Regions from separate parts of the Homo sapiens genome. Here region 2 is linked to region 1. Evidence: chromatin loops called from intact Hi-C (ENCODE). Cell type or tissue: endothelial cell of umbilical vein. All regions are shown on one strand.

What was found. Peaks named below come from ENCODE experiments on the same cell type or tissue, not always from the same donor. Only the 100,000 strongest peaks of a DNase experiment are listed, where the experiment ranks them.
Region 2: it touches region 1 in a loop (7-fold over the local background); 4 of 110 quality-filtered maps call a loop at or near these places.

Annotation. Positions count from the first base shown.
Region 1 is chr1:97,188,681-97,196,680 of GRCh38, forward strand. DPYD (dihydropyrimidine dehydrogenase) reads right to left here. Exons shown (of 23, transcript NM_000110.4): 20 at 4,389-4,568. All of the region lies in intron 1 of DPYD-AS1 (DPYD antisense RNA 1), which reads left to right. Among named protein-coding and RNA genes, the nearest start is that of DPYD-AS1, 97 kb to the left of the region's middle. In endothelial cell of umbilical vein, no CTCF peak of the experiment used is centred here; a DNase peak (open chromatin) is centred at 4,411; H3K27ac peaks cover 1,416 bases.
Region 2 is chr1:97,521,132-97,529,131 of GRCh38, forward strand. All of the region lies in intron 12 of DPYD (dihydropyrimidine dehydrogenase), which reads right to left. Among named protein-coding and RNA genes, the nearest start is that of DPYD-AS2, 270 kb to the right of the region's middle. In endothelial cell of umbilical vein, a CTCF peak has its summit at 4,646; no DNase peak of the experiment used is centred here.

The sequences.
Region 1 (8,000 bases):
GACATTTAAGATAGATTCTAAAAATATATTAATGATTGATCAGTATGTTCAATTCAGCTACCATGCCATTACTCCTACATGGTAGACATTGCATTAGGCACTGGCACACAGTCTGTGTTCTAGGCCGTCAAGAAGCTTATAATCTAGGCATATTTTGCCAAGTCAAGAAGGCATAAAGGTTGCTCACCTGTCTATCTCACTCCTTCTATTCTGGCTTTTTCCATGTTATTTTTACCAAACTCAATTCACACATAAAAAGGAACTTTAAGTTCAAAGGTTATTTCTTTACATATTCTTTTCTTTTCTGATGTAATGGAAAAAGTAATGGCTTGGTAAGTCAAGTGATTACTAATTCTTAATGTTACCAATAAGCTTTTTTCTTTCAACATTCATTTAGTCATCAGTTCACTTCTTCAGTCAACATTTATTAAGGCATTACCATGTTCAGTGCATGTCTAGAGAACTTAGATACAAAGATGGGTAAGAAAAGTGAGGTTATTTTCTAGTAAAGGAAGCAGACTTACAAAAATACAACTGCGATGTGATACTGGTTACAGCCAAGGTTCAAAAAGGAAGGAGACATTAATTCTATAGCAAAGGTCAGGGAATAGCTCAAAAAGTGATGCTTGAGAACTGGAAGGCCATTCCAGATGTCGGGAACAGCATGTGGAAATGCATGCAGATCCCAAGTGATCATTAGTTTTTGGCCTCTACTGTTTTTCTTTCATGACTGGTATTTAGGAGTCCTGTTCTCATCCCAAGCACCAAAAAGTGAAGACATTTTCTTTCATGCTTTTCCAGTTGCAAAATTTGTTGTTCAAATATCGGACTGTCCAATTTCTTTCATGTTTCTTAACGAAGAATGTCAACATAACTCTTATTTCCCATAATTAAAAGTGCCAAATAGTAATGTTTTCTTTTCTGAAATCACTAAAATATATACATTGCCTCCAACTCTATAGATGAATTTCTGGATGAAGTTATATTTGCAATTATATTTTCATTTTGGTAATCTTCACAAGCCCATAGTTAAAACCTTTGGAGCCAGATGTATGGATTTAGAAATATCTTTTGGATTTTAGAAATGTAAAATGGTACATACACCTAATTTTAATAAACACTCCCTCTCCAGCCCCAGCAAGGTGTGGGGTAGCAACCTGGAATCAAACACGTTAATCTGATGTTCTCTGAGAGGAATAAAGATTATAGCAAGTCTCACATCAGTTCAGGCCAGGTTTTCTGCTGAATGAATTATGTAAAACCATTTGGTTTCAGTATGTTTTGGATTTCAGAATTGTTAATGAGGGATTATGGAACTGTATTGTAATTATTTTCATTGTACAGTTTTATAAAAAGGTTTACAGAGATTAAGTAACTTGCCCAAGTTGTCTAGCTAACAAGGAAGCTTCACATAAATCCAGCAGTCTTACTATTTGCTAATAACTGCTGTCCTACATGCAGTTTCTTCATTGGGTATTTCCAACCTCTGGCCATTTGGAACCTAATGTGATGCTTCTCTGGCATTCCTCTCCTGCCTCTTTTATTTCACTTCTTTTTCAGCTCAAAATTATTTATTGTTTACTTTCTCCATCAAGAGAAGCTTGTGTTCTGCTCATTGCTGACTTCTCAATCTCTCACTGTTCTATTGCTATTCTCTTTTTTGTCCCTTTTGGCAATGCAGATTTTTGGATCCCTCCATGAGAATTATGATGTTAAAATGCAGATTCTCAACACACCTCTTACCCACTGACTCAGGATCAATGCTAGTGGGGCCTGGGAACCTACATTTCTCACAAGCATGCTGCATGGTTTTTAAGCACCAAGAGTTTGACATCAACAGCTCTGTGTTGTGCCAAAGCTGATGACTGTTCTTCTCAGGAATTTGCTCTTCTTGCAGGCACAGATTTTAATGGCTTGCACAGTAAGTGTACTAACACCCAACTACCTGCCCTTCAACAGCCACCTGAAGAAATGCTGGTTAGGCAGTTTGATCAGTTAATAAGTAAGGTAAGCATAAGGAAAGTATATTAATATGCTAATTACTTGAAAGATAACATGACATACTTGGCCAAATCCTTGTTTCCATAGCCCAAGTCTCATTTTCTCTCCATTGTCAAACACTGCACTGTAATGGGTTTCTTCTAAATATCTATTCTGGTTTATTCTAGCCTGACCTATGAGTGAATATCAGAGTAGCCATTGTACTTTCCAAACAAAATTTTCCTGTGTAAAGAAGCCAGATACTTCTAGAGTGTCTTTCTACAAAGGGTCTACATTTTCTCTCATCTTCCTATAGTATGCGGACACTGTGAGGACCAGCATACTATTCTTTGGCTAATGATAGGACAATGTGAGTTATATGCAAAGACACACACACACATACACACACATACACACGTACATACAAACACACACACACACAAAAGCAGCAGCAACATTAAGAAAGAATGATTAGTTTGCTGAGAATGATGCACATGTACCCTAGAACTTAAAGTATAATAAAAAATATAAACATAATAAAAAGAAAAATAAAAAAATTATAGGACCAAAAAAAAGAACGATTAGGAAATCACCTGTACCCTAGATCCAGAGTACTTTGATTCACTACTGGGGATATAAATCTAAAGGGATAATCACCTATTGTTTTAGTCATGTCAGCCTGCACAGGAGAATCCAGAAGCACAAATCTATTACCAGACCATCTGCTTATTCCTCAAGTTAGTGTTGAGAAATGAATCACTAATATAATCACATAGAAAAATCTTCCTTTTTTTAAACGAATGATAATGCTGAAAATTACACTTACGATTTTGATGAAAGCTGAGCTTAACAAAATAAAGTCTGAATCTTGATTCAAACTATTACCAAATCAGTTTCCATTTATGTCATTGACACAAGTTGTCTTCATCATTACCCATCTTTTATTTGAATATGTAAGTTTTGAAACGAGTGTGAAAATCCTTTAAAGACAAAACATGACAGTGCAATGCAGCTACTTCCATTTCCGCTCACATGGCAACCACCCAAATTTGAGACAATGATTTTATAGATGGTCATAAACTATCATGTCAGAGACAATTTCCTTGAGATATTTACATCGAATGATTGTAAAGTCATTTGTGAATTTTTTTTAGTTATAAGCAACCTTAGGATATTGATAGTCATTGATAAAGGCAAGAACACTCACTGTCTAAATACTGCAGAGTCAGTTTATGATAATATGATTAGTTACACTAATAATGCTGCTTAGGCATTATCTTGCTAATTACAATATTATAAATATTAATGTCACAGTCTTTCTGTTTGATTGCCACTCATGGAGTCATTCATCATGACATTTTCCTGGAACCCACATTGTAAGATTTTATTTCTTTCCTCCTTTTCTTTTTTCATTACTGGACTTGCAACCATACACATTACTCTTGAAGAAGGGTTTTTTTTGGCTATCTATTAGGAGAGGGACAGTGATATTTTCTACTAAAACTAGCCAAATATAAGTCAATTATATGATGTTTCTCTTATTCTTTCTGAGTCCCTAACCCAGTCATCCAAGGCAGAGTACCCAGGGCTTTTGTTTTCCATTCTTTTTCATGTGACCTGCTTCAAGTTAAGATTCATTTGAATTATTAAATGCTTCCTTAAAGAATCTTTTTATACTGCCTCTCTTTTTTTTAAAGTTAATTATTGATGTAGTGACAAGCTGAAAAGACTAAGAATTATAATTTTTTCCTCCCCTCATTGAGGGCTCAAGAAATGTCTTCTGACAATGGTTATCTATTTAGAATAATACAAAGGAAATACAAAGGCAAAATGCTGAATGTTGTTTTAGCAGTGTTGCTAAAATCACTGTATTATAGAAAACGTAAATGTAGTGTATATTTCTTGGAAAATAGCAGTTAGTGAGAAAGCTGGGACCATAACCGTTTGAGACCGGGTTTAACCACACAGCAGAAGCAGTTACAAAAGATACTGATTAGATTTTAATTTTAAAAACTTCCTTATATTATTCAAGACTACAGTGATTTGATTGTCTTGAAAATAGAAAGGTAATGTTATAATTTCCAGAAAGCATAAAGAAATCTCCAGACTCCCACTGGGAAGAATGCCAGTCATCACCACAGTAAGCAAGAATTTGGAGGCACTTTACACTGCAAACATCGGTCTTTTCCTTTTATATAATCTTGTGTTGTATTGGTTTATAAAAAGGTAACTCACAGACCCATCATATGGCTGTAATCAAGTCTCCTTCAGAAAGAGTCCACTGAAGAAATCACATCCAGGAGGCACTGTGTTTCCTTTGTTAGTGAGAATGTGAGATGGTAAATAAGATCTGAAATAGAAACCAAGGCTGAGTTCTCAAGAATAACACAGGAGATTTAAGCACATACCTTGTCCATGAGTTCAGCTATACGTGGAACTGGTTTCCCTTTCTGGTGACTCACAGTAGCTGGACTCTGTCCATCCCAGTCTTGTAGTTCTTCAATGCTTTTCAGATAAAGCAGGGCTTTGAGGCCAGTGCAGTAGTCTTCGATCACAGTGAAATCCTGATTCTGAATGGCACTGCATACCTAGAAAAGACAGAGCAGTCAACCAAGTGTCAAACCAAGAGATAATTCTCCAAACAAATTCACTTTTCTTTGAGTCAACAAATATTTATTTTATGTGCCAGGCACTGTTTGAGGCATGATGGATCAGTAGCCGTCTGGAGATGGGGGTGGTGGGGAGGAATGGACTGCAAAGAACACAAGGAAATTTCCAGGGACAATGAACATTTTTCATAAACTTGCAATGGTAATGGTGTCACAGGTATATACATGTTCCAAAACTTATTAAGTTGTATAGTTTAAATAGCTACAGTTTATTATATGTCAGGCTTAAGGAGTCGAATTTGGCACAACATAATAAAGGACATTTAAATTCTCATTGTCACTCTATTGGGATGTGCTGCCTGCAGGCAGTTCTCACGTCTGAAAGTGGTCAAACTGAGGTTGGAGTGCTGTTTATTACGTTAACTCAACCATCACTTACCCCTGCCTCTGTCTCCCTCCTCATCTGCTATTGTTCTCCTTGTTGTCAACTATGATCCAGTTACCCAGGTCTTTCCTTTCTTCCTCAAAAAAAATGCCATAGTCTTTCTTTGCCTTAGGATCTTTTCACAAGACCTTCTCACTGGCTAGAAGGCCTTTCTTTTCCACACATGGCTAACTACCAACCATTCCTCAGGCTCATGGTAAATGTCCCTTCTTCAAGGAGGCTTCCAGGAGCCCAGAATAGGTTATGGCCTTCTTTTAATCAGACATTTTTAACTTCTAATTATTGCATTATTATTTAGTTGACAACTCACTTCCCAATTAGACCAAAGTTTCAGAAGGGAAGAACTGCATTTATTTTGGTCACTATATTATCTGCAGTGACTAGGACACTGTTTGTCTGTTAGTCTGCTCTCCACAAATATAAGATGAATGAATAATGATGATATGGTTTGGCTGTGTCCCCACACAAATCTCATCTTGAATTGTAGTTCCCATAATCCCCACGTGCAGTAGGAGGGACCTGGTGGGGGTAACTGAATCATGGGGATGGTTATCTCCATGCTGTTCTCGTGATGATGAGTGAGCTCTCACACAATCTGATGGTTTTATAAGGGGCTTTTCCCCTTTTCCTTTGCACTTCTCCTTCCTACCACCATGTGATGAAGGATATGCCTGCTTCCCCTTCTGCCATGATTGTAAGTTTCCCGAGGCCTCCCCCAGAAATGTTGAACTGTGAGTCAATCAAACCTCTTTCCTTTATAAATTACCCAGTCTCAGGTATATCTTTTTATTTATTTATTTATTTATTTATTTTTGGAGTCTCACCCTGTCACCAGGCTGGAGTGCAGCAGCGCGATCTCGGCTCACTGTGACCTCCACCTCCCGGGTTCAAGCAATTCTCCTGCCTCTGCCTCTCGAGTAGCTGGGACTACAGGGACACACCACCATGTCCAGCTAATTTTTGTATTTTTAGTAGGAACGGGGTTTCACCATGCTGGCTAGGATGGCCTCAATCTCTTGACTTTGTGATCCACCCGCCTCAGCCTCCCAAAGTGCTGGGATTACAGGCGTGACCCACTGTGCCCGGCCTCAGGTATATCTTTATTAGCAGCATGAGAATGGACTATTACAAAAGATTAAAAAGAAAAGAGAACTAAAATAAAAAATTCTGGAGTTAAGGAAGTTTGAATCAGAGAAATTAAAGTTCTTCCACTAAAAAAACCCTGGGGATTCTGTGAGTGTGGCTGGGATTTGAGTTAAAGCTTGAAGAATGTGGATTTAGATACTGCTTCTAGGTTGCTTATTTCCAAAGATATCCCTCCAATTTTGATATCACATGTAGACTCCAGAGAGTCATTTACAACTTCCTGTAGAACCTCTTCACCAACATGGCCCAACATTACATCAAATTCAAAATTTACAACATGAATTCAACATACTTCCCAATTTATATTTCAACTTCAAACAATGAAACAACCATTAAAACAAAACTGAGCAAAGAAAAACTCATTTCTATCCTGTTTTCCCAGATGTTGAATACCTAGTATATCAGGGTGTCTGGCAATGGCAGCCAACAAAGAAAAATCATGTCATGCATGAATGAAAAAGAAAATGAAGGAAATGCCTGAAAACAGAATAATAAGATTCTATTTCAAAGACTCTTAAAGCCTTTTGGGTCTTTGATTAAATACATTTTATTGTAAGCCTCGTGCCTAGCATGCTACCTGATACCTCATTGTTGCTAGGTTGGTTGAGAGAATTTATTGAAAACATACTAGGAGGTTCCAGAATGGGGAATGGGATAAGGAGAGAGAGAGAGAGAGAGAGAGAGAGAGAGAGAGAGAGACAGAACTCTCATATATATATATATATATATATATATGTGTGTGTGTGTATATATATGTATGTGTATATGTATGTGTATATATATATATATATATATATATATATATATATATATATATATATATATATATGCCTAGGAGTTCTCAGCAAGCAGTGGTAGTGATTCCATGATGTGTACCTAAAAAAATGCCAGGTGTGAAATTCTGGGAATGCTAGCACTTAAAAGGAAGGCTAAGGAAGATGATCGTGAGGGACACCGAGCAGAAGAGATCCAAGAGAGTTAAGTCAGGCGCTGCAGAAAGGTCAGGAATATCAGAGCTGGAAGCGATGACTGGATGTAACACTCGGCAATATACCGGATAACATTTGCCTTTATAGGAGAGATCTGCAATGGAGTAGATGCCGGTTTTTTTGGTAGGTTGAGGAATGGATGAGGGATGATGAACTAAAGATATGCAGCCAGGTCACATTTCTAAGAAGTTTGGCTCCTGTAAGAGGAAGAGGCGAGCTGGGGTTATAGGTTATAGGGTTTTGCATTTTGCTTTTTACTTTTATTTTTGAGACAGAGTCTTGCTCTGTCACCCAGGCTGGAGTGCAGTGGCACAATCATAGCTCAGTGTAGCCTCAACCTCCTGAGCTCAAGCAATCCTCTCACCTCAGCTTCCCAAGTAGCTAGGACTACAGGCACACACCACCATGCTTGGGTAATTGTTTTTGGTATTTATTTATTTATTTTTTTATTTATTCTTATAGAGATGAGGTTTTGCCATATTGCTCAAACTCCTGAGCTCAAGCAATCCGCCCACCTGGCCTCCCACAAATGCTGGGATTACAGGCATGGACCACCATGCTTGGCCTGCATTTTATTTTTTTAAAGAATGAAAATAATTATGTTTTAAGGAGATACAGTTATTTTACATTTCAGAATAGGACAGACTGATTTCTGTGTATGAGATTTCTGTCAAAATTGGCTGAATGATTATGCGATGAGAATAAAACAATGCAATATCTAACATGATGCGGGCTCTTCTTAGGGGCCAGGCACTTTGTTAGCACTTTTAAATATATTATCTTCTTTAGTCCTCAAGATAACCCTAAAAGATAGGTTTAATTTTCAGCCCC
Region 2 (8,000 bases), 330 kb after region 1:
CATGTGTTGTTTCCTGACTTTTAAGTTATCGCCATGCTAACTGGCGTGAGATGGTATCTCATTGTGGTTTTGATTTGCATTTCTCTAATGACCAGTGATGATGACCTTTTTTTCACATGTTTGTTGGCTGCACAAATGTCTTCAAACAGAGAGCCAAGTCATGAGTGAACTCCTATTCACAATTGCTACAAAGAGAATAAAATACCAAGAAATACAACTTACAAGGAATGTGAAGGACTTCTTCAAGGAGAACTACAAACCACTGCTCAAGGAAATAAGAGAGGACACAAACAAATGGAAAAACATTTCCACGGATAGGAAGAATCAATATCATGAAAATGGCCATACTGCCTAAAGTAATTTACAGATTCAATGCTATCCCAATCAAGCTACCAGTGACTTTCTTCAGAGAATTAGAAAAAAGTACTTTAAATTTCATATGGAACCAAAAAAGAGCCTGTATAACCAACACAATCCTAAGCAAAAAGAACAAAGCTGGAGGCATCACTCTATCTAACTTCAAACTATACTACAAGGCTACAGTAACCAAAACAGCATGGTACTGGTACCAAAACAGAGACATAGACCAATGGAACAGAACAGAACCCTCAGAAATAATATCACACATCTACAAATATCTGATCTTTGACAAACCTGACAAAAACAAGAAATGGGGAAAGGATTCCCTATTTAATAAATGGTGTTGGTAAAACTGGCTAGCCATATGCCGAAAACTGAAACTGGACCCCTTCCTTACACCTTATACAAAAAATAACTCAAGATGGATTAAAGACTTAAATGTAAGACCTAAAACCATAAAAACCCTAGAAGAAAACCTAGTCAAATACCTCAGGACATAGGCATGGGCAGACTTCATGACTAAAACACCAAGAGCAATGGCAACAAAAGCCAAAATTGACAAATGGGATCTAACTAAACTAAAGAGCTTCTGCACATCAAAAGAAACTATCATCAGAGTGAACAGGCAACCTACAGAACAGGAGAAGATTTCTGTAGTCTATCCATCTGACAAAGGGCTAATATCCAGAATCTACAAAGAACTTAAACAAACTTACAAGAAAACAAACAAACAACCCCATCAAAAAGTAGATGAAGGGTATGAACAGACACTTCTCAAAAGAAGATATTTATGTGGCTATTCCACAGTTTAAAATATGCTGCTACTCAGCTGTCATCATAGTCGGCTGTACATGTTAATTTTCTCTTCAAAAACAAGCTCCTTGAGGACAGTGACCAAACATATCTTAACCAAATTATTATCTCCATTGCAATTAAAAATATGCATGTATGTCGGGCGTGGTGGCTCACACCTGTAATCCCAGCACTTTGGGAGGCTGAGGTGCGTGGATCATGAGGTCAGTAGATCGAGACCATCCTGGCTATGGTGAAACCCCGTCTCTACTAAAAATACAAAAAATTAGCTGGGCATAGTGGCGGGCACCTGTAGTCCCAGCTACTTGGGAGGCTGAGGCAGGAGAATGGCGTGAACCCGGAAGGTGGATCTTGCATTGTGCCAAGATCACGCCACTGCTCTCCAGCCTGGGCAACAAGTGAGACTCTGTCTCAAAAAAAAAAAAAAATCCATCTATATAAAATACTTATTCTTGAAGGCAATTCTTTCCTCTGTAGAGATATAAATAAAATCACCTTTTCACATGGCATTCCTCAAGTATATTTTGCAGAACTAACATATACTTCCTACATCTCCTTTTTTTCTCTAGGCTAAACATTTTTATCTTTAATAATTATTTTTAATACAAAATGCTTTTAGTATTCTAGTTATCCTTTGTCAGATATCTCATTTACCTATATGCTATGAAATTGAGGAATCCGCTAACATAGTTGAAAAGGTTAAAAATGAGAACTCGAATTTTTGCCATTTCCCTCCCTCCCTTCCCATTGTAAAGCAAGAATCATTTTATAACCTGGACATCACCATGACCTCTTTGATTGTTCAAAATACACTCAATGAAAACTAAAGAAAACTACAAAAGGAAAAGAAGCTGAAGTCCTAAAGAACTGAGATGAGAATGGTAAAAATGGAGATTAAGGAAAAGCTAAATGTCCAAGTTTTAGAGTGTAAAGATAAAGAGCAACCTTTCCTTTTTAGAAGTCCTTCCTAGACATAAGAAAAATTGAAAATAACAAGGATGTTTAAAGACTATTTTTTTAAAGTTTGCTTTCTTCACCCTTAGAATTTTTGGGGGGAGACTGAGTAAAGGTTTTATTCACTTACAATAAAATTTCTAAAAATTAACTCCATGACAAGTATAGACCATCAGGAGCCCCAAATATATATGCATTACACTTAATTTTTTTCATTTCATTGTCATCTGCAAGTTCCTTCAAGCTTCTTTACTACATACAGAATAAAGCAGAACCTCAGCATTATATAATCCCAATTGTGATCTGGGCCCTTCTCCCTCCCCGCCCTTTCTAATCTCATCTCCTATCCCTCCTTCAAAATATTTTTTGCTTCCACTTATTGAACTAGTTATAATTTCTCAAATAAAACAATATCATTAATGCATCTTTGCATTTTGCCTTTCGTTTTTTGTTTTTGCTTAGAATGTTCTTTCCTGCCGGTGTTAATGCTTTGAAAATTCCAACTAAGCCTTCAAAAGTCAGTCCTGTTGTCCTCTCCACTAAAAATCCTCCTTATGTGTAAAAAAGGGAGACAGAGGGGGAAATGATAAACTATCATTTAATGCGTATAGTGTTTTAGTTTTGCAAGGTAAAAAAGTTCTGGAGAAACATGATGTATGTGCTTAATGCCACTGGAACTGTACACTTAAAGATGTCTAAGATGGTAAATTTTATATTATGTATGTTTTATCACAATTTAACCATGAATAATTATTTTAAACTAAAAAAAAAAAGTCTAGTAAGCCTCTTGACAGAAGATACCGCAAAGGTGTCATGAAGGCCAAGGGTTGAAGTTTTAAAACCTAAACTGTGTAACAGGCTCTGTAACGGGGAGAAACCCAAGAAACTTATGGTCAAGTTGAAACTCACAAACTGCAGGAATATAGTCATTGGGGTCCCTTAGATGCAGAAAAGAAAATTAACTACAGCGAGTTATGTTTGTATTTCACATAAGAAAGAATTTTGAAATAGAGTTGTCCATTAGGGGTAGGGTCTGTCCTGGGAGATGTGAGCTCATTTCCATTGGATATGACTCAGATTATCTATTAGTCATGCCATGGGTGTGAAGTTGGAGCTAGATAAACTTTAGGATATTTTCCAAGCCCTAATTCCATGACTTTGTGATTATTATCGCCATAAACTCTGAAGTCTTGGCTGGGCACATTTTCCACAAGGGGCTTGTGGTAAAGTGTAGAACAACGAACTCAGAAAAGGCCTATTCAAAAATCAGAACTAGTCATGGTCTAAGATATATTCCCACAAAGTTCTGAGGCCAAGATAACTTACCGATATATAACCCAAGAATATTTCTGGATGTTTCAGTTACTGAGCATCCAGGAAGCCTCACCTCTGGACATTGTGTGCTAATCATCTCTTCTTTCTTTCTTTTTTTGAAAACAGTCTGTATCCATCATCAAACACCCCTAGGATGTTATCCTTCTTGATGGACACATTACAGTTTATTCAGGATATAATTTACACCCCCAAATTTCTATCCCTAACTCAGACCTCTCCTCTGATTAGATTGTTGCAATCAGTTGGATATTTCTGATTTGTATTTTAAACTTATTACACTTGAATATTTATTAGGCATTTTAAACTGAAAACCCCTGACGCAAATTTTCTGCCATCAAACCTGCTTCTTCTACAGCCTTGCCCATTTCAATGAATGGCAACTGTATCCTTCCAATACCTTTGGCCAAAAACCTTACAATCATTTGTGCCTTTTCTTTTACACCTTACAGCCAGTCTGTCAGAAAAATCTATTGTCCCTTTTTCCAAATATATTACGTTTCTCATCTCCACTACTACCTCCTGGTCTAAGCATGGTTATCTCTCACTGAATTTACCACAATAACCTCTTAACTCATCCCTTTGCTTCATGTCTCAGTCTTTCGCAGCACAGGAATCACAGTAGGCTGATGATTCCTACTCAACATTTATGGTGAGTGATTGTGGTGATGGTTGCATGACTCCATACATCAGTCAAAACTCATCAAATGGTATAATGGAAATTGGCAAATGTTATTATATACAAATTATATTGCAGTATAGCTGATGAAAACAGAAAAGAAAGAAAGAAAAAAAAACCTCCTCAGCTTCCCACAAGCAAAGCTGCTTCCTAATCGTACTCTGTACTTATTTGCTTACATATATGCTATCTCCCGCTTGATTTAATTTCAGCACCTAGCATAAGACTTGGCAGAGAGATACTCAACATATTTACTGAATGTATTAGACTAGTGACCTTGGGTACTTAGTGTCTTTTTCAAATTAGTTTCCAGTAAGGTGATAATCAGTTTAGATGAAATAATCATTAGCTTTATTCCAAATCTATAAAAGCCCATTATTCTATGATTCTAACATAGAGTGGCATTGAAGCTCTGGAAGATTGCTGATTTTAGGCCAGTCTCTCCAAGAGCCATCTAGTGGGAAGAGTAAGTAATTGCCCTGGGTAATTAGAGAGAGAGAGAGAGAGAGAGAGAGAGAGAGTGTGTGTGTGTTTTAGGCCAGTCTCTCCAAGAGCATCTAGTGGGAAGAGTAAGTAATTGCCCTGGGTAATTAAGAGTGTGCGTGTGTGTGTGTGTGCGCGCGCGCGTGTGTGTGTGTGTGTGTTTTAGGCCAGTCTCTCCAAGAGCTATCTAGTGGGAAGAGTAAGTAATTGCCCTGGGTAATTAAGAGTGTGTGTGTGTGTGTGTGTGTGTGTGTGTGTGTGTGTTTCTATAATTCAGTCACATTAAATGACACAAAGATTCACCAACATCACACTTTTGCCAAGGTCTTGCCTAAAATAGAGCATTTTTCTCCCTACTGGAATTCTGACTTCCAATTTAGAATGAACTCCTTTGGTGGGAAGTAATGAATTGGCCTCAGATACTTATCATGAGTTACAGGAAGATCTCATGAAACTCATGCAGAAATGCAGCCAGGCCTCCAGGAAGAGCTGGGAATTCTCGAGGAAAGTAAGAAGATTTTTCGTGCTTTGTCCTCTTTCTTTCTATGTACAGCTACTTTATTCTTCTCCCTCTTCCAATTGGCTTTCTCTACTTCTTTATCCAGAATGATTAATATTGTGTAGGTCTAGACCAGTAATTTTTTACTCTACTTACCAGAAACACGTAGAGAGTTTTAAAAATTATGATGTCCAGGCCAGGTACCTTCCTACTAATTATATCAGAATCCCTTGGAGGGGGACTCAAATAATAGTATTTTTAAAAATATTTTAAAAATCCCTCCAAGAAATTACACAGAGCATTCAAGGATGAGGTCACTTCTCCAGTAACATGAGTTCTTTTCCTAGTTCCTAATTATCAAGTAAGAGATTCAGGCTTGGCCAATATTGTGTTAGGTGTCTATTTTATTCAACTACGTGGCTACTGGGGGTCTGTTCAAGAGAACAGACCGTTTAAGTTCGGAAGATAGTCTAAAAGGTGCTCATGTGGACCTCTCATCTGCTAATAAAGTGTCAGCTCTGACAAGCATCAACACATTGTCCAAATGTTAAGGTCTACTGTAAAAATAGGACAGTTAAAATGTTTTTCTATTTTATTCTTAAAATCAACAAGACAGTTGTCCATTTGCAAGTAATATTTATACCAGATCCAGTGATAAGTATTTTTTAATCACGATTTTTAAGGTATGCATTATTCTCCTATTGAAGATGAGGAAAGTGAGGCCCAAAGAAAGTAAACTGCTTGTCCAAAGATTAATAAGTGGTAGAGCAAGACCTGAATTGAAAGTTTACACAAACTACATTATATCAAACTGCCCCCAACCTTTTTTTTTTTTCTTTTTTTTTGAGACGGTGTGTTGCTCTGTCGCCCAGGCTGGAGTGCAGTGGCGTGATCTCGGCTCACTGCAAGATCTACCTCCCGGGTTCACGCCATTTTCCTGTCTCAGCCTCTCGAGTAGCTGGGACCACAGGCGCCTGCCACCACGCCCAGCTAATTTTTGTATTTTTTGTAGAGACAGGGTTTCACCATGTTGGCCAGGATGGTCTTGATTTCCTGACCTCGTGATCTGCCTGCCTTGGCCTCCCAAAGTGCTGGGATTACAGGCGTGAGCCACCATGCCCAGCTGCTGCCCCCATCTTACATAAACATGAATTTTCTAAATTATTAATGTCCTCAAAACAAGAAACTAACCTAAAAAGTTATTCATGATGGTTTGATTGAACACACAGAGTACATATACACACACATTGAAAAATCTTATCAAAAATAAAAACCATACCCTATTCAAATATCATTAAGACAATCATAATGCCATTAAAGAATAGAAATAAAAATACAGTCAAACTATAATAACCCATTATTTTATTATTAAATTATTACTCTTTACCACTGGTTTCCTCTGTTATACCTCGTGGGGTCATGGAATTATAGCAGAGACATTTGGATGTGTAATGATTATGTTGTTGGGAAAAAGTAACTCACATGGTAAGTATACATCCCAGTGGCATTTTCTCCTGATTTGCTTTGCTAGAATGAAATTTGGAAAAAAAAAAAAAAAAAAAGGAAGAGAAAAGCACTACTAAAAGCAATACTAGTGGTAGTGTTTGTTATATTTGATTGAAGAAGAAATCACCATCACTATGTTCCATGCAATTCAAAATAATCAAACAGCTTTCACTTAGTCATTTTGTTTATATTTCATTGTGATATGCTACAACGGGCCCTATCTTGGAGTACAGCTGCTATAGAAACATCCATTCTGAAATTATTTTAAGGAAAAGAATAAATAACATTGCATAGCTGCTTGTGGCTAGATTAATTCACAGACTGGATTAATGCATTAATAATTAACTCAAGATCAGTTCCTTCGCTCTTTGAAGAAATATCTATTGAGGGAAAAATCTTACAGGGTAAAAATTAATTTGGATTAGCTGTTTCCATGATGGAAAGGCCTAGCTCCAGTGATTACAATTATAATATAAAAACAGATTTCATTCTCCATTTTGAGAAATTATTATTCATAATAAAATTTCCTTCTGATATAAAATCTTTTCTGATTTGAGGCTTCAGAAGTTTCTACAAAATAATGATTCCATTTTACGCATTTCTTTAAAAGACTGTGTTCACATTCTTCTATACTTGTAATCTGAGCATAAAATAAGACTAGAAAATTAAATAATATTAATTGGCTCCATGGCATAATGGTCAGCATATCTGGACTCTGAAAATTAAATGATATTAATTCAAATCCATGTCCCATCTTTCTCCATCTAAACTCTACCTCTACCCCCAATTATCAGCTCTTTAGCAACTTAATGTAGTAACATGCAAAAACTCCTCCTCCTTCAACAAAAAATAACTATTCCTCCCCAGTTTTCCCCCATTTACTTTATGACACTACCATCCATCAAGCTTGTTAAAACCTGTTAATTGTATTATTTTTGATATTTCTTCTCTCTCAAATCCCATTTCTATTCTACAGCAAATCTAATTATTTTTGACTCCATTCTCTTTGCCACTATTATCTCTTACTGAGACTTTTTCTTACTGACTTCTGCATTCTCCTTGCCTCCTACTCAAATCTGTTCTTTACTCTGTACCAGAGTAGGGTTTTTAAAACAGAAATTTGATTGTGTTATGCACCTGCTTAAACTTTTCATTAGTTTTTCATTGGATTTTGTTAATATTCAACTTTTCATGATAGCCTACAAGCTCTTTCATGATATGGTCCTGTCTGCCTATCCAAACTTACCTTATGCCAATCTCTATAAATATACACATCATAGTCACATGTGCCTTCTACCAAACTCTGCCTTTAACTGGACATTTACACTTGCTATTTTCTCTTTCTGATGTATTCTTTTTCCATACTTCTATTTC